2 separate regions of the Homo sapiens genome follow, and region 2 is linked to region 1. Evidence: chromatin loops called from intact Hi-C (ENCODE). Cell type or tissue: ovary. All regions are shown on one strand. Each heading gives the region's core, and the rest is flanking DNA. Links, peaks and the distances in the headings are about the cores only. Region 1 has its middle 27 kb from the start of SC5D. Region 2 overlaps SORL1 (sortilin related receptor 1).

The links. Hi-C counts contacts between places; a loop is a spot of excess contacts. Peaks named below come from ENCODE experiments on the same cell type or tissue, not always from the same donor. Only the 100,000 strongest peaks of a DNase experiment are listed, where the experiment ranks them.
Region 2: a loop joins it to region 1, with 9 times the contacts of the local background. A loop is called at or near these places in 55 of 110 quality-filtered maps.

Annotation. Positions count from the first base shown.
Region 1 is chr11:121,313,771-121,325,768 of GRCh38, reverse strand. No RefSeq gene overlaps it. Among named protein-coding and RNA genes, the nearest start is that of SC5D, 27 kb to the right of the region's middle. In ovary, for the core only: CTCF peaks have their summits at 3,952 and 6,327; a DNase peak (open chromatin) is centred at 3,948.
Region 2 is chr11:121,528,517-121,540,514 of GRCh38, reverse strand. It overlaps SORL1 (sortilin related receptor 1), which reads right to left. Exons shown (of 48, transcript NM_003105.6): 12 at 7,963-8,051. Among named protein-coding and RNA genes, the nearest start is that of SORL1-AS1, 82 kb to the right of the region's middle. In ovary, for the core only: a CTCF peak has its summit at 6,188; a DNase peak (open chromatin) is centred at 6,172.

The DNA of each region.
Region 1 (11,998 bases), core at 2,237-10,236:
AAGTGCCACTCCCATTCCCCACCAGCTCTGGTAGCTCTGTTCCTCTAGTATTCCTTCAGCTCTCAGGCCTTTCCAACCTCCAACCCTCTCAGCCATAGTTTCCTCTCCAGGAAACAATGTCTCCCTCCTTCTTCCCTTGGTTTGTCAGCTTCTTATCCTCTAGGTTCTGGGTTCAAATCCCCCCTTAAGGGAGGCCTTTCCTGACCACACTATCTGCAGCCAGTTCCCTCATCACTCTTCTGGCTTGCAGTGTGCAGTTCGTTTCATGGCCCACATCAGTTTATGTAATTTGTTCATTTTCTTGTGAATAGGTTCTCCCTGCTTGACTCTAAGCCCCACGAGGGCAGATCTCAGGTCCGTCTCATCTCTCACAACAGTCCCAGCACCTAGCGCAGCGGCTGTCACCTAGTCCTAGTTGAAGCTTAATGAATATTGGTTAAATGAGAAGAGTGAAAGTTCACTATTTCCTTTTGATTCATGACACTCTTATGGAAAATACAAATGCCTAGAGCACTAGTCCTTTCTTCGCTGTGTTTAGATCTATCTACGAAGATTCATGCAACTGATTTAACTGAAGATGGGTGGCACCTGACCTCAGGTTATTCAAGACTAGGAATAAGATTGTCAAAATGTACTAACTCAAGTAAATACAGTTTGATTTAAGGCTCATCTCCATTTAGGTAGTTGGGAATGGGGTTCCTTTTGCCATTTAAAAGAGAAATGAAAATGCCTTTCACCTTGGGCTCTTAGTATCCATGAAGGCAATATCTTGTACAGCACAGGGCAAAAACCATCATGGTCTACTTCCTTATAAAACTGTTATAGGTAAAGATCAAATCTCAGACTCTCACTAACTGCTGGACTGAGAGCATTACATTAATACTTGGCATTACATTCTCATTTTACTAATGATGAAAACGAGGACCAAGTTTTCAGACTTAGCTAGTGGCAAGAGGCAAGATCCAAGGCCAGATCCATCCAATGCCAAAACTCACATGCTTAAATCTTATTACAATAAACAGTCCAATCGTGAGCAGCATGGTCTGAGGTTGCACTACACAGAGACAGGAATGGGCATCTAGCAAAGAAGTAGAGAGCACACAGGCAGTGATCTTTGCTTGGAATACAGCATCAAAACACATACAAAACATCCCTCACATGCACCAACAAGAACAAGCCTGACATTTCTGAGTAATTAAATACATGAAGGTCAAGAAGAATGAGGCTAGCCACACATGATGGCCTGCACCTGTGGTCCCAGTTACTCAGGAGGCTGAGGAGGGAGGATCACTTGAGCCCAGGTGGTCAAGGCTGCAATGAGCTGTGATTGCACCACTGCACTCCAGCCTGGGTGACAGAGCAAGATCCTATCTCAAAAAAAAAAAAAAAAAAAAAAAAAAAAAAAAAAAAAAAAAAAAAAAAAGGAGAATGAAGTAACAGGAGCAGGCAGGGATGATTTAAAAAAAAGTCTCTCAGAAAGAAGAATGTAGTTAGTGGGATTTTCACGAGATAATGAGGGAGGAAGAAAGTGTAAGAGTGTGGCTTCCTTGGTGGTCACTCCTGGCCCTTCCACCAATATCCAATATTGGCTGTATAGCCTTTGGGTCTTGGCCTAAAATAGAGTCAGGAAGGATGATGGGACTGGTCAAGATATCTCAGACCCCAGGATAGCCAATATTGGCCTATGAGATTCAAGGTCCCCACAGTTCCTGAGGAACCAGGGTGGTGATCTTCAGGAAAAGAGTAGATCTTTGTTTCCTCCCTGATGTTGTGAACAACTTACCCCATTAAGATGAAGGGACATGGGGCTGGTGTTGGTTTCTGACAGTCCTGGAACAGAACTCATGTGAGTATGGCTTCTGAGACTGCCGCACCAAATCTGAAGTTGCTGTAATTCATTTAGAATTGCACCAAAAGAAAAAACAAAACAGAAACACAAAGAAACTTTTGGAGGTGATGAATATGTCTATTACCTTGACGGTTGTGATGGTTTCATGGTGTATGCATTTGTCCGAACTCATCAAATAGTACATGTTCCATTTTTTGTAAATCAATTACACCTCAACAGGTCAGTTTAAAATAAACAAATATGGAAATAAACAAATATATGAATTTGAATACTATTTTAAAAAACAATGGAGCAGGGGAGCTTGTGGGCTCCTTACACACCTGTGGGTTTCAAGTTAACGCCTAACTTTGCTATAGAGGAAAATTAATAAGAAGGAAATGTTGCAGAGAAGATACGCAAGGAGCCCATATAGGAAGGAGTGTTGGAATGATTACTTGGGGGATTTTTCTGTAGAATGCTAGGCAGCACATTCCCATTTTTCTCTCTCTGCTGGAAAGAGAGAAAATTGCAGCTTGAGTTATAACAAAGAGAACATTGGTTCCTGCTGCTGAGGAGCCTTCCTAATGCTCTACGGGTCCTTTTCTAGAGGACAAGGGCTCCCTCCTGTCAAAAACACTACAAAAAAGATGGCTTCAGTGAGGAGGATTAACTCTTTGTAGTTCGAAACATTGGCTTCCGCATAATGACTTTGAGACAAGGAAATGACAAGCTTTCCTGTGCCCACCCCACCGCCAGGGTGGCATGAATATGAGTATGATTTATTTATTCTGTCTCATTTCTTCAAACATCATTGACTCTATTTGTGTCTATTTTTACTGGACCATGCTGTGATATTTAGTATGCACTTAAAGTGGACATCAAAGACAGCACTTGCTTATTGCCAGCATTTAATATGAGCATCTAATTAAATTCAGGTTATTGTGTTAATTATTGTTCAGATCCATAGAGTTTATTAAACTACCTGATTTTCATATAATTCTACTGCAATTAGTGGTTATGTATTCATTCAACTGCTCAGATGAAAAACATTAAATCTGGATATGGAAGGTGAATTGTTGTCATTCACCTAACCATTAGACTTGATCATAAATGTTTATTAGAGTAAGATACACAGTTTTTGTTTGAATTCATATCTTTAGTGCACCCACCATCGATTGCTGTAGGCAGAATTTGCACGGTGAGTGTCTACTTTCATAAGTGTCTTGGCCATCAATTACTTTTGCCTAAATTTGTTTTTTTGAAACACACTTCAGGAATTCTCTATCCTTCTCCCAATTTCATGAATACTTTTTAAAAACTTTCTCTTTGGGCCGGGTGCGGTGGCTCATGCCTGTAATCCCAGCACTTTGGGAGGCCGAGGTGGGTGGATCATCTGAGGTCAGAAGTTTGAGACCAGTCTGGCCAATATGGCGAAACCCCATCTCTACTAAAAATACAAAATATTAGCCAGGCATGGTGGCGGGCACCTATAATCCCAGCTACTCGGGAGACTGAGGCAGGAGAATCACTTGAACCTGGGACGCAAAGGTTGCAGTGAGCCAAGATCTTGCCACTGCACTCCAGCCTGGGCAACAAGAGCGAAACTCCACCTCAAAAAAACACAAACAACAATAACAACAACAAAAAACAAAAACAAAAAAAAAACAACCTTCCTCTTTGAGAAGGATTTTAAACTTTTGCAATGGGTATGTAGAAAAATGTAGTCCGTAGTACCTTTTATCCTCACAGAGAGAATGAGAGTTGCCAGACAGGAACACTCTCAAACCATTGCCACTGAACCCAGAAATGCACAGAAATGCAGAAGCCCATCCCTCTTCCCAGCCAAAGCCACTGCTCTGTGTGCTCTGAATCACAGCCTCTCCAGCCTTCTTGATAACCTTCATCTGAGACTTCTTCCATTCTCCCACTCAACTTGCCACTTCCCTCAGTACTTAAATATCCCCCAAATTTCTCGTATTTATATAACACCTCCCACCTTCACCCAATCCCCTTTTATCGACTATTGGCTCTATCTGTCCCCACATTTGGAACTGTACTTCCAGAAGAGCCATCTCCATCCCTCCCCAACCAGTCATCGTATTTCTTCACTGTAGTCTGGCCTCTGCTGCCACCACTCTACCGAAGCTGGTTTTATCAAGCTTACCCATCGCCTCCCTGTGTTAAATGCATGAGATGCTCCTCAGTCCTTAGTTTCCTTGACTTCTCGGTGACATTTGTCACCACTGACAGTTTCCTTCTTCTGGAAACAGTCTCCCCCTTGGTTCCTGCAAAGCAACCTTCTCCTGGTTAGTCTCATTTCTCTGGCTCCTTCTCAGTTTATTACTTGCTCTTCTTCTCCTTGACTTTTCCATATTCCTTAGGATTCCATCTTTGTCCCTTTTCTCACTCGGCACACACTCTCTGGGCCATGTCTTCTGGCTTTTATTCACATCTATACCGGCTAATTCCCAAATCTGTATCCCCCTGGCACCCATCCATTCACACGGCAGTCAGTGTGATACTTCTCATGTACAAACCTGATTCCATCACCTCACAGAATATCCTTTTCAGTGTCTTCCCATTGCGTTTATGATAAAACCAACTCTCTTTGCAGGAACAACAAAGCCTTCCAGGATCTGGCTCACCTTGCTGTCCAGCCTCTATCTCTTTCCAGTCTTCTAGAATTCTACATTCCAGTCATGCTGGACCTCCTTCAGTGTCTTGAATGGTCCATGCTCTTCCCACTCTTAACCTTCCTTCAACCAATTATTTCTACCCAGAACCCTCTTCTACTGGCCTTCCTGCCTGTCACCTTCAGACCTCTGGTTAAGCGTTGCATCCTTTTGGGAGAATTTTCCCTAGGGTATGTTACCTCCTGCTAACTTACTATCTCGTAGCACGTCCATAGATTTCCTATCCAAATTTCCACTATACTTTATTGATATTCCTTCTTAACTATTTACTGCTTTATCCTACCTTCTAGCACAACACCTGATACACACCAGGTAATCAAAATTATTTGTTGAAAGAATGTACCTAAATGATAATAACATTATCTGAGGATTCATGTTTTGAGAATTTTCACATCCCTTCAGGAGGGTCGCCCTTGGGTAGTCTCCCATTTGCTTATCAACTGCTGCTTCCAAACCAGCCTGCTCATTCATAGCAACTGGGTTCTTCCATAAAGTTGTGGAGGAAAAGGCTGCAACATCCAGGCAGCTGTGTTGATCTCCAGGTGTAGGATGCAGTGTGAGTTTCATTGAAAAGGTGTCTAACATCCGATTCAAACAACTCCTGGCTGTTTTGTCTTCAGACCGGCTGAGTAGTTTGTACATATACTCTGAAACCTGCTTTGAATATTATGATTAATAGATGATCACAAACGTTGTCCTTTTTTTTCTTTTTTCTTTTTCTTTTTTTTTTTTTTTTTTTTTGAGATGGAGTTTCACTCTGTCCTCCAGGCTGGAGTGCAATGGCATGATCTCGACTCACTACAACCTCCACCTCCCAAGTAGCTGGGATTACAGGCATGCGCCACCACACCCAGCTAATTTTTGTATTTTTAGTAGGGAGACGGGGTTTCACCATGTTGGCCAGGCTGGTCTCAAACTCCTGACCTCAAGTGATCCACCCACCTGGGCCTCCCAAAGTGCTGGGATTATAGGCGTGAGCCACCATGCCTGGCCAACATTGTCCTTTAAACCTCTAAAAAATATTTATTAAACCCTAAACGTGGGCTCATTAGCTCCTATATCTAGGTTTTTCCCAAAGGAAAACAAACAAACTGTGATTTTGAATGGGAAAAAAAGGATTAGATATCAGACAACACCTTCATAGGAAAACTTCCAGGGCAACCAGCTTCACATACTTGAGAAAAATCTTTCCATAAACATCCTTCTGGGTGAGACATAAGTCATGGGGCATGGGTCTTCCTGGGGCCTATGGAGGTGTTGTATCTAAATCTTGCCCTACTGACTTTCAATCCTGCCTTTTTGTAAAGATATTTACCTGGTGTTTTTCCCCCTCTGTATCAGGGCCTAAAACACAAGGAAATCTTAACCTAAGATAAACAAAATGTTTGACGAGAATCCATAGATAACATTTACTAAAGCATCAGAATGTAAAGAACTATCCAGACCCTGCAGTACCCAGGGTGATATTTTGTCCCACGGGGAAGGCATGTGTGTACACACACATACTTGATTATATTTGAAGTCTGTTATTTTGTGTTTTGTTGTTGTGTTGAGCCTAAAATAAATGGCCAGGAATGGGATGGTGGAGCTTTAAATGCAGTTGAAAGGAACATGGCAGGGAGGATGCATCACCACCAGGCTGGTTTAGGAGCACAATTTTCTAAAGACAAGGGAGGGAGTAGATGACCTTTCTGGATCCCTCCAGTCTGAAGATTTTATGATTCCATGCACGTCCTCTGTCTAGACATGAAATGTGGATGCTTCTGCTTTTATTGCTACAGCACGGGTGAAAAGCATAACTGCTCCACCTACAGTCTGATCCTAGAAACTGCTCAGCCTCAGCCAGGAAAAACAACAAAACAAAACAAACAGAACAGGGGAGGAAAAAGCCCACCGGAAAGATGCAATTTCAGAGTCCATAACAGTGAATATTCCCCAAGAATCTAGACTTACTTTTCATCTAGCCTTTCAAAGTGACTATAATTTTAATAACAGTGTCTTATAGAGTTATCAATAATTATTCATTCAAATATTTAATGTCTAATAGGAAATGCCACTCCATGAGAAAAGGAGGAGACAGAAAATTTGGCCTTTCCTTTGTCACGTGGGGAACAAAGACTGGAAGAGGATGTTAGCTGTGCAGTTAACATAGTGACCACCAAGATCAGGCGCTCTGACTACCATAAGATATAGATCAGAAGATTTCTCTACTTCCAGGAATTACCCAACCTTGCAGTGCTGTGCTGTCTTCAACTTTTACACCTCACATTCTTTCTCCGTCACTCACAGCCCCTCTGCTCACTCTTCTGTGTCCCAAGACACCTGAACACACCTTGTCTCTTCTGGCCTCCTGACATTTCTCACCTTTGTCCTCATTATCATCTTCCTCCCATTTCTATAACCTTCCAAGTTTCTATGAGGTAGCCCCTTTGTTCCTTCTCAGACATACCAAAAATCTGCCCTGAATGCTCTTCTCTCAGATGCCATGTGGCCTGTTCCTCCTCTTCATTCAAGTCTCTGCTCAGATGTTAGCTTCTGAGAGGGCTTCCTAGACCACCTTATCTGAAACGGCACCCCATGAGTTCTTCCTTCATTATTTCTAAAGATCAGTTAGATCTGTATTTTAGACCTGTACTTATCTTGAAATGTAATATGTATATACTAAACAGTGTGCAAAGCACAAAAGTCCTCCTCAACCTGCTGGGTCTCCTCCACTTGGCCATCAACAATGTGGACGTCTTACTTGCCTGACCCAACCTGATGGCTTTAGGACTGAATGACTGAGAAAGGAAAACAGGAAGATGAAGAGAGAAAACACTTCCATGCTGCTTTAAGTCCCCATTCTTAGTCCTAAGTTCTAAGGCTGGGCCCTTACAGAGGCCTTTCCGTATCTAAAAACACCCAATTTCTTTTTTCTTTCTTTTTTGTTTTGTTTTGAGACGGAGTTTTGCTCTTGTTGCCAAGGCTGGAGTGCAATGATGTGATCTCAGCTCACTGCAACCTCTGCCTCCCGGGTTCAAGCGATTCTTCTGCCTCAGCCTCCCGAGTAGCTGGGATTACAGGCATGTGCCATCAAGCCCAGCTAATTTTGTATTTTTAGTAGAGATGGGTTTCTCCATGTTGGTCAGGCTAGTCTTGAACTCCTGACCTCAGGTTATCCACTCGCCTCGGCCTCCCAAAGTGCTGGGATTATAGGCATGAGCCACTGCGTCTGGCCCCAATTTCTAATTGCTACTCAAGTAGCTGGAAGCCTGGCACCCCTAAGGGAATGGGAACTTCCCATGCTAGCTCCTCACTCAGAAGTCTGATAAACAGATTCCTTAATTTCCTGTAGGATGGGACTTAGAACAATGGAATTTTGTAAGGATTATCCATAACTATCCAGTGAAATCCTTGATGATTTCACACTCATCAAGGGGTTACTTTTTACAACTCCAGCACTGCAACAGAGTTTACAATTGAAGTTGCCCTGGATGATATCATTAGCACAGTTCCTTTAGGGGGAATGGGAACACCTGCTTTAGTGTTTTGTCCTTCTCTTAACCTTCTCAACAGAGTTATTATTCCAGCCTATTCATAGGAGTAATTCAACTTCTCTCTTTGAACTTGTTTCTTCCTCTGCAAGTAAAAGGTCAAACTCATGATCCTTGATATCCTAGATAGGTCTAACCTTTTGTGATTCCATAAAATGTTCTTGAAGAGTTAATATGTTAGTTCTTCACCCCTACCTATAAATGAATTATACAGGCTTCAACCTAGGGAAAGAGGTTTAGAGTACTGAGAGTTGAACAGATTTTGAAGATCCTCATCACCTGAGGGAAGTAAAATATGAAATAGGGCTTTAGTTACCAGGGTTAGAATGAATAAAAACAGTGGCAACCACAGCTTTGCAAATATTATTTCAGTTCATCTTTACATTATAGGAGTGTACCCCAGTGCATAATCACAGGCTGTGAAATGAAACAGACCTGAGTTTGAGACCCGAGTTCAAATTCTGATTTTGCCAAATTCTAATTTGCTCTGTAATTTGGGGCAAATTACCTTAACCTTTCCAGTCTCAGGTGTATTCATCTGTAATGTAAAGAATTTGCCCATGTTTTTTGGGGGAAGATTAAATGAAACAATGCATGTAAACGTCTCTGCAAAATACATTACATGAAACAGGTATTCAATAATGGCAGCTATTTACAATATTGGAAATGCTTAATCCCTAAACATAAGAACAAGTATCTGAACCCATGTTAATTTTATGCCATATTTCTTTCTGCTAAACAGTGCTCCCCCAATACACCTTGCCTACTACGTAATTTTCTCTTGACAAGGAAGGCTCAACAGAATTTATAGGTTCAAGCTCCCCAGTTTCATAGAAATTTACCTTCATATCCCTAGCTCATTTTCAGAGTCTCACTCCTTCCCAATCATTGACATAACTTTAACATGCAAAACTCAGTAAATTTGGGAGGCTCAATTTTCTGCCGGCAGAATTAAACTTTGAGGTGGCTTTCAGAAATCTCGGCATTACAACTATAGGAGTTCAGGGTTTATTATAGGGCAGTAATAGAAGCTTTGGAGTTCCTTAATGGGACCCTAATCTGAGAATTTAGTCATAAGCTCATCATTTTCTTTGTCCAAGTTCCTCAGGACACTTAGAAGCAATCAACGAAACTTACCATACACCTTATTTCCACTAAAACAGTCTATGCAGCAAACACCTGTTCTTCTCAAGCCTTGCCTTCTATTGGCACATGATTACAAGTATCTATAGGTGATAGTTTAAGTAACTGTTTTGCTGTTTTTGTGCACATGGTGGACTTCCAATACCCCCTTTACCATTGCAAACAAGATCATTGACTTAAAATGTAATCATATAAGAAAACCAATTGCAGATAACACAGGACCAACAGAGAACACATTTGTAAGTTTCTAATCGCTGGAACCACTTTCAGTGCCAAATTCTTTATCGGTGTTCCATCAGTGAAAGAGATCTGACCACAGGCAACTGTGGAGGCTACTTACATGGTCTACGTGAGATGACTTTTCCTCTGTCTGGTGTTGGAATCAGGAGTCTGAAGAGCAGGATGTCAGGAAGGAAAGATAATGATTGTGAGGTGGGGGAGGCAAGAACAAACCAGAACTTGGAAGGTTGAGCAGGACAACTCAGGATGGTAGACTGGCCCGCTGGTCATTCTTTCACCATCTCCAAGCCTCAACTTTGAGGTGGCGTTGTCCTGCATCAGAGGTTGCAGCCCTTCATCATGAAGTTAAACACATATCAGGCCTGGAATTTGGAGAAGCTGAAGGAGGATCAGAAAGGAGCTGCAGCTGCTGCCTCAGGCCAATGAAGTGACAACACTTGGGTGGATTGCAAGTGTTTTTGTGGACCGCTCCGTCTTCCCAAGCATAGAAAGATGGCTACTGCTCCACTTCCACCTTCTAAATCTTAGTCTCGTGTAGCCTGTATACCCCCATCCCATTGTAGCCATGCTAACCTGTAACTATGCATAAAAGTAATTCTGGGAAACAGAGCTCTGGCTCAGGTAAGGTAACACAATACAAGCCCACCATACCACTAGTCAAAGAAGAAATCCCATCAGAAATAAAAAATGCTTTGAACTAATAATGAAAACATAACAAAATTTGTGGGATACAGCTGCAGCAGTCCTTATAGGAAATGCTGTGGCTTTAAATGTTTACATTTATAAAGAAAAAAATAAATGATCTGAGCTTCCATCTTAAGAAGCTAGGGGAAAAAAGGGCAACTTAAATACACAATAAGTAGAAAGAAAGATACAGGAGCAGAAATTAGTGAAATTGAGGCTGGGCGCAGTGGCTCACGCCTGTAATCCCAGCACTTTCAAGGCCGAGGCAAACAGATCGCCTGAAGTCAGGAGTTCGAGACCCACCTGGCCAATAAATATGGTGAAACCCCGTCTCTACTAAAAATACAAAAATTAGGTGGGCATGGTGGTGCGTGCCTGTAATCCCAGCTATTCAGGAAGCTGAAGTGGGAGAAATCACTTGAACCTGGGAGGCGGAGGTTTCAGTGAGCCAAGATAGCGCCCCTGCACTCCAGCCTGGGCGACAGAGTGAGACTCCATCTCAAAAAAAAAAAAATGAAGAAAATATGAAATTGAAGACAAGCAATAGAGAAAAATCAACAGAGCCACAAGTTGGTGTCTTAGTCTGCTTGTACTGCTAAAACAAAACAGCTGAGACTGGGTTATTTATAAACAACAGAAATTTATTCCTCACAGTTCTGAAGGCTGGGTAGTCCAAGATCAAGGCACCAGCTGGTTGGGTGTCTAGCAAGGGCCCAGTACCTACTTCCAAGATGGCACCTTGAATGCTGTATCCCCTGGGGATGGGGTTGAGGGATGAACACTGTGCCTTCATGTGGCAGAAGGAACAGGAAAACTGGAGTGTCAGCTCTCTATAGCTTCTTTTATAAGGACATTAATCTCATTTACAAGGGCGGAGCTCTCATGATCTAATCACTTCCTAAATGTCACATCTCTTAATACTATCACATTGGCAATTAAGTTTTAACATACTAATTTTGTGGGACACATTCAGCCCATAGCAATTGGTTCTTTAAAAGATTAATATTGGGCTGGGCGCAGTGGCTCACGCCTGTAATCCCAGCACTTTGGGAGGCTGAGGTGGGAGAATTGCTTGAGTCCTGGAGTTCAAGACCAACCCTGGCAACATAGTGAGAACTCATCTCTACAAAACAAACAAACAAACAAAAATAGCTGGGTGTGCTGGCACGTGCCTGTAGTCCCAGCTATTTGGGAGGCTGAGGAGGGAGGATTGTTTGAGCCCGGGAGGTTGAGGCTGTAATGAGCTGTGGTCAAACCACTGTACTCCAGCCTGGATGACAGAGTGAGACCCTGTCTCAAAAAAAAAAAAAAAAAAAAAAAAAAAAAAAAAAATCAATAAAATTAATTTCATCTCAGACTAATCAAGAAAAAGAGCAAACACAAATCATCAATATCAGGAATTAGATAGGAAATATAACTACTGATCCTATAGGCATTAAAAGGGAAATAGGGAATGTTACAACTTTATGGCAAAAAAATTTTATTACTTAAATGTAGTAAACAATTTCTTGAAAAATAATGTATCAGAATTGAGAAAGGAAGAGAGGAAAACATGAAGTCTTTATCTTCTAAGAAATGAACTCATTATCAAAAACCTTGTCACAAAGGAAATTCCAGGCTTGCTTTGGGATTGGCAAAGATTTCTTAGGTTGGACAGAAAATGCAATAGTTATGAAAGATAAAAATTGATAAAGTGGTCTGAATAAAAATTAAACATTTTTTCCTTATCAAAAGATAGTAAGGAAATGAAAAGACAAGCTAAATTGGAGTAAATATTGGTAATACATACATCTAACAAAGAATTTTTGTCAATATATACAAAATCTTATAAGTCAATAACACCAAAACAACCTAATTTTTAAAATGGCCAAAGATTT
Region 2 (11,998 bases), core at 1,332-9,331, 220 kb before region 1:
AGTAGAGATAGGATTTCACCTTGTTGGCCAGGCTGGTCTCAAACTCCTGACATCAAATGATCCACCCACCTCAGCCTCCCAGAGTGCTGGGATTACAGGCGTGAGCCACCGCGTCTGGCCCATCTTTGCATTCTTAAGTTATGAAAGAGGATATAGGGCACTAGCCTTTAGGAATGAAGAAATCAAACTGTTCAGATAAAAATATAGACATAATCCCAGGGCCAAAAACTCTCAAGAAGATGGGAAGGTCAGATAATATAATAATAAAACATAATATAACCACAGATACTCTAAAAGGAAGAAGTGTGGTAGATACCCAACTTAGGACTCTAGCAGGCAGCTACCCAGAAAAGTTCCTGATGAGTTCAGGTTTCTAAAGAACATATTCAAGATGGGAAAAAAGGTCATATAACCAAGAGCAACAAATTCAGTTACTGCTAGCTAATTCCAGCTGTAATTCTCATAGCCAGTAGTCTGTTGGAATAGTAGCAAGATAAGTTCAAAATGAATCAAGGTTTATGTTTCAAATTACCAAAATAATTGGCAGACTGGTGGGTCAGTGGATTGGTTATCTGGCAAGTTCTATAAAGAATTAGAAAGGAATAGGATCATTGCTCTGATGGCCAATAGAATAAATAATAGCAGACATAATCATATGTATCAATTTAAAAAAACAGAGCACTTGATACACATTCATCCATTCGTTCATTCATTCATTCATTTATGAAAACCATCACCCAGTTCTTCCTATCTTTACTAGAACTTTGAATTGAAAATACTTTATGTTTTCTGGCTGATTGGAAAGCTGAAAACAAAAGAAATAAAGACTTCGTTAGTAAAAAAAAAGAAAAAAATCTTTGAATAACAACATAGTAGTAAAGCTGGGTCTAAAAAAAATAGAAAAAAAATTCTATTTTGCTTTTATCTTTATCAAGGAAAATAATCTTCAAATTGGACAAGAAAAACCATTTAAGTTAAAGGAAAATCAGTACAAAATAAATTCTAAGGAACTGAAAGACTTAAAGATAGGATGATTATAGCATCCTTTTCAATAATCTCTAGGAGAATTATGAAGAACAAAGATCTCAAAAACTAGAATAGGGAAAATACTTTTATTTCCTTAATGAAGAAAAGGTGGTTTCAAGAATGGATTATGAAACAGTTTATTTGAGAGCACTCAGACGAAAAGGAGGTCAAGGCTAAGAACCCAAATGGTTTCACACACAAGTCACAACAGACTAACTCCATTTCCTTTCCTCGTGGTAATTCTTGATTTGAAAAACAGGACAATGACACAGAACATTCTTTTTTTCATGAAGATCTTTGTGGACCACGCAGTCAGATAAAATTCACTGATGGTAAAATAAGCACATCCCAAGAGTGCTGACGTATGGTTTGATCTCAACCCAAGATAAGACTTCTAGTTCTCACAGAGCTCAACACATCTGTCAATGATCTGGATAGGGATCTGGAAGGCGAATCTGCCAAATTTGCAAAGGGTAAAAGGCTAATTGTATAAATAATATAATAAATGCCGGGGCCAGGCACAGAGGCTCACGCCTGTAATCCCAGCACTTTGGGAGGCTGAGGCGGGCGGGTCACAAGGTCAAGAAATCGAGACCAGCCTGACCAACAAGGTGAAACCCCGCCTCTACTAAAAATATAAAAATTAGCTGGGCGTGGTGGTGCATGCCTGTAATCCCAGCTACTCGGGAGGCTGAGGCAGGAGAATCGCTTGAACCTGGGAGGCGGAGGTTGCAGTGAGCCAAGATGGCACCACTGTGCTCCAGCCTAAGCGACAGAGTGAGACTCTGTCTCAAAAAAATAAATAAATGCCAAAAATACAATTCAAACCAAAAAAAAATAAGCAAAAATAAAAATAAAGCTCCACATGTAGTTTCAAAAACCTGTTTGCTCAAATACAGGACGGGGAACATCCGTCCTGTTGATTGATTGATTGTATAATAAGATCCATAAGAAAGAAGGATCTCAGGTATTTTAGTTAAAGTGAACTCAGCCTACTGATACCAGTTAAAAGATTGATAAATCTCAAAATCATTATGCTGAGTAAAAGAAGCCAAATACAAAACATACAAACATGAAATTCTGGAATAGGCAGCTACAGTGATAAACATACCAGTGGTTGCCTGTAATTGGGGCAGGGGTTTGGGGGTGGAGAGCACTGACTGGAAAGGGGCACGTGAGTATTTTCTGGACTGATGGAAATACTCTACATCTTGACATGCACCCTTCAGAACTGATTAAATGGTGTAGTCAATATCTGAGCATCCTGTGGTATGCAAATGATACCTCCTCTCAAAAAAAAAAAAATAGGAGCCACCAGTTTGAGATGGCTGTTAAAAATGGAAACACTGTCAGAGGTTTTTATTAATAGATACAGAGTGTTCAGAATCATGAAGACAAAATCTCAACATCTTCTGCATGTTTCAGGCTATTGGGGCCAGATCCAGGTACCACATTTTAAGGCACTGACATCGTGAGGCAGACCTAAGGGAGAACCTAGAAGATAGAGATTGAGGATCTATAGAATATGAGGAAAGGAACCGAGGATATTCATCATGAAATGGCAGACACTCAGGAGAACATGACAGGGTCCTTAAATACTTGAAAGGCTTTCATGCAAAAGGAAGTATCTACTGTGCATCTCCAGGGAGCAGAACAAAGTCCACGAATAGAAGCTGGAGGGAGGAGAATCTGGGCTCTCCCTTACCAGAGAACTTTAATTCACAAATGAATTAGTGAACAAATGAACAGCAAACTGTCCCAAAGTAAAATGGAAGCACCTTTTGATATGGCAAATTCCCCATTAATAGAAATGTTCAAGTATAGAACAAAAGATTGTCTATCACAGATGGCACGGAGAAAATTCTTGCAAAGGGTGGCGGAAGGCTGCACCAGATATTGTAATATGTCCAGATTCCTGCTGGACATCGCCCCTTGGACCCACAACAGAGGCTTCAATTCAACCTGTCCATGTCTGCATTTAATATACAGCCCTGCAAGCCTACTCCTTTACCTCTGCCTTTCTATGAGCGGTATAATCACTTCTCCCATCATCCCAGGTGAATCAGAAACCATGCCCTGCAGACTTAGTCCTCAAACACACCCCAGCATCAGCTCTCACCTCCAGTCTCTCTCCACTGAATCCATCCTCTCCATTCTGCCAGATCCATCATTCTATAATGCAAGTCTAGCCATGTCATTCCCCTACTAAAATCCTTCAAAGGGACCCTATCACCTCAAAGCAAACTTTAATCTCTTTAGTAAGGCACAGGTGAGGTCCCCCAGGACCTGGCCTCTACATAGATACCTTCCTCCAGCCTCGTTTCTCACTACTTCCCACCTGGAAATTTGCATTCTATTAATACTCAAGAGCCGTGCACATTCCCCACTGATCATGCTTTGGCCCTTGCTCAAGGTCTCTCTAGACCTGGAAAAGCATTCCGACCTTGCTTTGTATCCTTTTAGGTTCAGCTGGGGTTTCCTCTCTCAGAAGTCCTCCTTTGTCCCCCAGATAGCATCACCTGGCCCTCATTCTGGCTCCCACCGCACCCAGCGCTCTCCATAATCTTATACCTCACTGTATTTCAGTGACTTGATTTTGCGAGTGTTTTCTACTGGATTGCCGTTCATCAGGAATAAGACCTCTTACTTTTCTGCCCCTGGCACCTCGAATCTTTCCTAGCACACAGAAAGGGCATTATTCATAAACGCTTGTTGAAGGAAGTTAAAGAAACTGCACTGCAACTCCGTTTCTCGGTTTCTTAACAGTTAAAAGGTGATAAAGACCAAGCTTGGTGGCTGACACCTGTAATCCCAACACTTAGGAAGGCAGGTGGATCACTTTGAACTCAGGAGTTCAAATGAGAACAACCTGGGCAACATGGCGAAACCTGTCTCTACCAAAAAAAAAAAAAGATATAAAAATTAGCCAGGCATGGTGGCTCCTGCCCGTGGTCCCAGCTACTGGGAGGCTGAGATGGGAGGACCGCTTGAGTCTGGGAAGAGGAGGTTGCAGTGAGCCGAGATCGCACCACTGAACTCCAGAAAAAAAAAAAAAAAAAAACACAGTGATAAGAACACCTGCTTCTCTATACCTCAAGGGGCAGAAAAACCACAGGGGTTAGGATAAAGTAGGGGTGGCTCTCCCGACAACTGTACCATTGAGAGGCGCTGCAAGCAAGTGAAGACATTAACCACTGCCTCCCACATTCTGGAACTGTGGGGCTGCTTCCAGAGCCCAGGTCCAGAAAAGACAGCTGCTCTGCTGCGTGGAGTCTTTTCAGGGGCTTTTCAGGATTTCCAGAGAGAAGCCCCTATGAAATTGGATGTCTTAGAAAAAAAAGATGCTTTGGGGCAAGTTCAAAATATTATTACTGACTACGAAAAATATCATCATGCTGACAAGCAAACCGCAGCGAAGAAACAGAAATTGATCTTCTCTTCCGTGATCAAGCTGACAAACGTGTTTGAATCTTCTTCGGTCAGGGTGCAAAAATGCAACAGCCCCTTCTCTGACGAAAAAGCCACTGCTCCTATGCCTCCCGTGAGCAGGTTCACAGGAGCAGCGGGCTGAATGAACGAATAAGTGGATCCCCAGTGCAGGTTCTTATTTACCCATTTCAGACATGTAGACACAAGAGCAAAACAAAGTGTTCCACTTCTTGCTCTCAATTTCAATTAACAATAACAAAGGTAACAGTCTCAGAGGAGACTCAAGGCAGAAGCTGAAACAAATAACAGTCAACTCCTAGATATCTGTGCTAATCAGGGAGAGAAAGACATGCATAACTTAAAAGAACATCGACCAAAAAAAAAAAAAACCCTAATGTTTACTTTGAGCAATGCTTCAATTGCTGTCCCCACTACAACCTATTTGAGTTACTAATGCTACTTTACTTGGCTTCCCTCCCTAAAGATGAGTAAAATCAGAGCAGAAAGCCCTCTTTCAAACAACCCCCTCCTCCCAGCCTCTCTCTCTGCATCTGGCTCAGAAACATCACAGAGCCACAGTGGGCACAGGCAGCTCCCGATCAGTGCCCCACTTGCCTTTGCATCCTTGGTATCCAGCACAGCATCCGCTTCATTGTAGATGTTCGACAGTTGTCTGTGTAATGGACCTGAAATGATTCCTAACAGAAATATGCTCAAGTTCCAGTGTGGGCATTAACTCCTGACTAATCTCTTATTCCCTCATGTGAAAACTAAGGAAAGTAGATTAGGTCATCTCTGGTGTCTCTTGGGTACTACCGGGTTGCACACATCCAGGGAGCCTCCACTCACATCTGTGCTCTAGGGGTTGTCATTGACATGGAGCACAGTGGCAGTGGTCCCCTTGGAGCTGTGCAATTGGCACACTAGCTCGGTCTCCTCTAGTTTTATAAATCAGTTAAAAAAAAAAAAACCATAAGCAATCTTGGATGATTAAGTATGCATGACCTATTTCAATCAAATATTTGCTAAGTGCCTGGTAACCTACATCGAGCAGAAATATTTACCTACAAAGACCTTACTAACGAGTTGCAGAATTCAGGCGCATCATGTAAAGGTAACTAACATAAGGAGTCAGAATATGATCAATGCCAAATGAATGGGACAGCCTATACATGCTACGAGTCATAAAGGAAAAGAGATCTCTGTGACTGGGGAGGCCAAACTTAGAAGGGGCCTGAGGCCCTAGCCCAGCAACAGATATCCAGTCTTGTCAGAAGCCACCTGTCCTTGTGCATGGGTGTCACAGTAAATCACCATTGTAGTCTGAGAATATCAACTAACTTGAATATTATTTCTTGCTTTTCAGAGCAGCAGGGGAAGAAGCAAAATACCTCTGTGAACAACACACTGAGTAAATGCCAGGTGGCTACACAGATTTAGGCCAAGCTCAGGTTGTTATGTGGGACACATGCACCTGTCAATAGGAGGCTTGTATGTATTTTCGTATTTTCAAATGCTTTATTTGAACTATTCAAACAGACACCTCCAAATGAAACCTATACAAATAGAGGAATGCTACAGTGACCATAATCCCCCAAAGTCTACAACCCCCAAGTCATTTCAAAATGTCTGGGGAAGGCTTTATGATTTTCTGGCAGCAAGTTTATTTTCCTGATCATGTTTTGCTCCAGCTCGTGCAGAATGACGCTGCGTTCCCTGAGCACATATGCACCGACAGATGGTGTAAGAGGACTAGAATCACACTAACTCCTTCAGAGGAGCCAGTTTGGAATGCAAATTTAATTTTCAGAGAAGTTAAACAAGGCAAATCGAGAACTGACTCTGAAATCTGAAAGCCATACAAAGAATGAAATGTATTCCTAGGAAGCCAAACTATGTCCCCTACGTGCGTATTACACACATAGCAGTATACCAAACACTACAATTGTTTCGTCGCCCACCTTTCAACTACAGGGTGGCAGGCATCCTATTCATCTACAGATACACAGCATCTGGCACAATCGGTGCTTGGTGAACATGTGAAATGAAAATTAAATTAATGGGTATATAAATGATAGCACAAATGTGGGAAGTACTGTGCTCTGTGATGGTCGTTGTCTGAGCAAACACCAATCTGAATATGAATACAGAGTGTTGCACACAAACAGGACCTCTTCGGAGTATCACCTCTAAAGAAATAGCTAACCAGTGCTACACAGAACAGAGAACAGCCAGGTGGAATGCCAAACACCAGTACTTTGCTTCTCTCTCCTTCTCTGAGGCCAGGCTGCTCAGCACATGTCAAATTAACCACAGGGAAAAAAAAACAGCTGCTAAGATCTCTTTTTCCAAACCACCCACCTCTCACTTACTGCTGGCCCCGTTTCTAAAAGGAGCAAAGAAAAAGAAAGCTTTGTCCTTGCAATAAACAAGAGAGTTACAGAAGCCCTCTCCAGATCCTTCACCAATCCATCTAATGGGTTCAGCTCAAAAACAGGGAGAAGTGTGGTCCAGCATGAACTTGACCTAACATGAACCATTCAGAAACGAGCCAAAGGTAATCAGAGGACTGGTTCTGATAAAATCAGAACATAAGGGTGTAGAGGTTACAAACTCTTGACAGTTTTGCTTTTCAGAACAATATATTGCAAAGAATGTAGGACGCAATCGAAAAACCCAAGTGCTAATCCTGTCTCTGTCACTAACAAAGGGAATGACCCTGGGCAAGTTACTTTGCCTTGCTGAGCCTGTTTTCTCATCTGTGAAATGATGCAGTTAACCCTAAACACCCCTTCCAGCTCCATGAGACCCCCCACCAACCTAACGCACCAAAAGTCAATGGCTATCAAGTTGTATGCATTCTGTAATTGTTACTGATGTATTATTATTATTATTATTGCTATTTATTATTAGTCTTTCTATGTAATAAAGACACAAAGCAAAGAAGGACAAATTAAAGAGCCTCCACTTAATTATTTGGCCATTATTATTAATTGCCCTCTTGCTCACAATCTCCCTTTGTGATAGAAAGGACAGGTTCTTATATTCCCATTTGGGAGATAAAGAGTTTAAATCGGGGTGGGCACAGTGGCTCACACCTGTAATCCAAGCATTTTGGGAGGCCGAAGCAGGTGGATCACCTGAGGTCAGGGGTTCGAGACTAGCCTGATCAACATGGTAAAACCGTGTCTCTACTAAAATTACAAAAATTAGCCGGACGTGGTGGCAGGTGCCTGTAATCCCAGACTCAGGAGGCTGAGGCAGGAGAATCGCTTCAACCCAGGAGGTGGAGGTTGCAGTGAGCTGAGATCGCACCATTGTATTCCTGCCTGGGGGAGAGAGCAAGACTCCATCTCAAAAAAAAAAAAAAAAGTTTAACTCATATCCAGAGATCACAAATTGTGCTGTCAACAACATAGTGCTATAGAGAGATAATCCAATTATAATCACAGACGTAAATTTCTGGGAGAAAGTTTGATGTTAAAAGGCCTCATCAGAGACACTTACTTTAGCTCGTTGGTTTCCATGCCCTGGGCAATGGCCGTGATGATTCCGCCGTGGTCTCCCCATGTGTAGTAGTGAGGTCCAGGAAGTGCCTGAAGAGGAAAAATCCATGGTGACACCACTGCTGTGGAGGTAATTGTGCAGAAACCATGTACACATGCCCACAGGCATGCACACACGTGCACATAGACATAACAGCAATGACAACCACTTGAAAACAATTTTTCCGTTTACAGAAGACATTGACATCCATTATCTCATCTGTTCCACACAATCCTAGGGACAGGTGGAGCAAGTTCTAGTATCTCAATTTTTTTCCCAAATGAAGAAACACGGGCTTAATATTAAAATGGTAGACTGTGAACAGCAGAGGTAGGACTCAAATCCAAATCTATGACTCCCACCAACCCTTGATTAAAAATTAAGTAACTGGGGTTTCAGTTCTACTATGACAGTATTAGCCCTCTATAGCCCATCCTTCCTGCTAATTACAGCTGAAAACTCTGGACAAAAAACAACTACCAGTGGATGCTGAAAAGTAAACGAAAGCAAGCCGCTTGTGGAGATTTAAAACCTAGAGAAGCTACACACACAAGTCATGAATATCCTGGTAAAGCTTTGCCCGAAGGAAAAGTCCCAGTCATGGGGTGCACCTCAGTCTCAGTCACAGCTAAAACTGCAATAGATATTATTTCCCCCAAAGGAACCAGAGAAAGGAGCCCCTATAGGGTAGGTAAAGTGTGGATGGAATCCCATAGCAGAGAGTGTCAAAAAAGTAAATCCCCTAATTTTGTATATGAACTTACGCAAGTCGCAGCCTAACCCCTGAAGTGTACGTGCATGAAACAGACACAAACCAGTGTAACAAAGGCTTAGCATACTGAACTGAGAGTTAAACTACCACCTACAGAAAGCAAGACAGAACTCAGGGTCAGAACCTAAACAGGCTGATTACATGCTGAGACAAAAATATCAATATCCTCCAGAAGGCTTAATTTCATGAATTTCATTCATATGTGCAGAATACAAACCAAAATTACTTAACATACAGCATACAAACATATCCATAAGATGTGTCCAATTCTCAAAGGAAAAGATAGTCAAAAGGTGCCAATCCCAAGTGACCCATATATTGGAATATTTTTTTAATTTTTTATTTTTTGAGACAAATTCTCACTCTGTTGCCCAGGCTGGAGTGCAGTGGTGCAATCTCAGCTCACTGCAACCTCTGCCTCCTGGGTTCAAGTGATTCTCCTGCTTCAACCTCCCAAGTAGCTGGGATTACAGGCATGCACCACCACGCCCAGCTCATTTTTATAATTTTAGTACAGACAGGGTTTCACCATGTTGGTCAGGCTGGTCTCGAGCTCCTGACCTCAAGTGCTTCCACCTGCCTCGGCCTCCCAAAGTGCTGGGATTATAGGCATGAGCCACCATACCTGGCTGGAATTTTAAAATAGCTATTATAACCATGTCCCATGAGGGAAAGAAAAATACACGTGAAATGAATGAGAGAAAAGAATTCTCCCAGAGAAGTGGAAACAATTTTTAAAAAGAAACCAAACAAATTTTATAACAGAAAAATATAATGTCCGAAATAAGAAATTTACTGATGGGCTCAACATCAGAAAAGCAATGACAAAGGAATTAGTGAACTTCAAAATAAATATAGATCTGTAGAAATTACAGATCTATCTGTGTGTTCTAGAGAACATACAGGGGAAAAAGGATTTCAAAGAAAGAAAGATTGCCAAGGACACAAGGAACAATAACAGTAGGTCTAATATGTAACTGGAGTCCGAGAAGAACAGGAGAAAGGGATGGGAGCAGAAAAAAAATATTTGAAGAAATAATGGCTGAAAATTTCCCAAATTTGTTGAAAGATATAAATATAGATTCAAAATCAGCATCTACATAGAGAATAAACTCAAAGAAAAGCCCTCCTAGACACATCATACCAAAACTGCTGAAAACCAATGAAAAAAAAATCTCCAAAGCATCTAGAGAAAAATGGCATGTTACACACAGGAGAATGATAGCTAAAGTGAAGAGAGGTTTCTCATCAGAACCCACGGAAACAAGAAAACAGTAGACATCTTTAAAGTACTGGAAGAAAATTACTGTCAACCCAGAATTCTCTATCCAATAAACATATCCTTCAGGAATGAAGGTAAATAAAACAGAAATTTCAAAAGAGGGAAAAACAAGAGAATTCACAGCCAACAGATCTCGCTACAGGAAATGCTATAGGAATTTCTTTAGGCTATAGGGAAATTTCCCATGGGTAAACAGAGATTTTTCCAGAACGAAGAGCAAGCAAGAGAAATGGTAAATATCTGGGTAAATATTTAAGTTCTTTGAAATTCATATGATAATTTGAAGCAAAAACAAACACTGCTTTGTGGGTTTTGTAATGTGTGTTGATGTGATAAATATGAAAATAACATATAGGTGGGGGAGGAGAAAAGGGACTTGTATGGTTGAAAGGGTTCTAAATTTTACGTTAAGTGCAATTATCAACTCAAAGAAGACTATAAAAGATTAGATATGTATGTTGTAATCCTTAGAGAAGTCACTAGAAATACACATAGATAAGCCCCCCAAAAAATCTAAATAAAAGTAGAATACTTAATGTATCTAGATAATACAAAAGGAGAGAGGACAGAAGGAACAGAGGAATAATAAATAGGAGAAATGAAAAGAAAATAAATGAAATATTAGGCCTAAATTCAAATACATCAATAATTATATTAAATGTTAATGGCCTAAGCATTTCAGTTAAAAAGCAGAGCTTGGCAGAATGAGTAAAAAAGCAAGACCCTACTATATGTTGTCTAGAAGAAACACTTCAAAGAACTGGGCATGGTGGCATGTGCCTTTAAGTCCAACTATTTGGCAGGATCACTTGAACCCAGGAGTTTAAGACCAGCCTGGACAACACACAAGACCCAACTTCAAAAAAGAGAAAAAAAAAACACTTTAAATATAAAGACATATATAGGTTGAAAGCGAATGGATGTTAAAAGATGTACTATCCAGGGCTGGGCGTGGTATCTCACACCTGTAACCCCAGCACTTTGGGAGGCCAAGGTGGGTGGATCACTTGAGGTCAGGAGTTCAAGACCAACCTAACCAACATGGCGAAACCCCGTCTCTATTAGAAATACAAAAATTAGCCGGGTGTGGTGGTGAGCGCCTGAAATCCCAGCTACTCGGGAGGCTGAGGCAGGAGAATCACTTGAACCCAGGAGGTCGAGGTCTCAGTGAGCCGAGATCATACCATTGCACTCCAGCCTGGGTGACAGAGTAAGACACCAACTCAAAAAAAGATGTAATATCCAAATAGTAAACAGAAGAAGGCTACAGTAACTATTTTAATATCAGATAAAATAGATTTTAAGACACATGGCATTACAATAGATAAAGAGAGATAGTTCATAATGATAAAAGGGACAATTCATGAGAAAATATTATTATAAATGTGAATACACTTAACAACAGAGACTCAAAATGCATACCAAAATAAAGCAAAAATTGATAGAATTTAAAGGAGCAAGAGGCAATTTCAGAATCATAGTAGGAGATCTTACCATTCCTCTCTTAGGAATTTAGAGAACTAGAACCCCCAAAAATCAATATGAACACAAAAGATCTGAACAACATTATCAACCACCTTCATATAAATAATATCTACAGAACACTACCTCAAACAACTGCTTAATACATATTCCTTCCCAGTGCACGTGATATATTCAACAATATAGACCACAGGCTGGATCTCAAAATAAATCTCAACAAATCTAAAGGGACTGAAATCATACAAAGTGTCTTCTCTGACTATAGGAAATTAAATTAGAAATCAATAACAAGATATCTATGAAACCCCCAAATACCTGCAAATTAAATAACACTTTGCTAAGTAACTTATCATTCGAAGATAAAAATCAAGAGATATTTATGGATTGATGAAAATGTTCTGGAATCAGATAATGATGATGACTGAATAATACTAAAAACATATGAACTGTACACTTTAAAA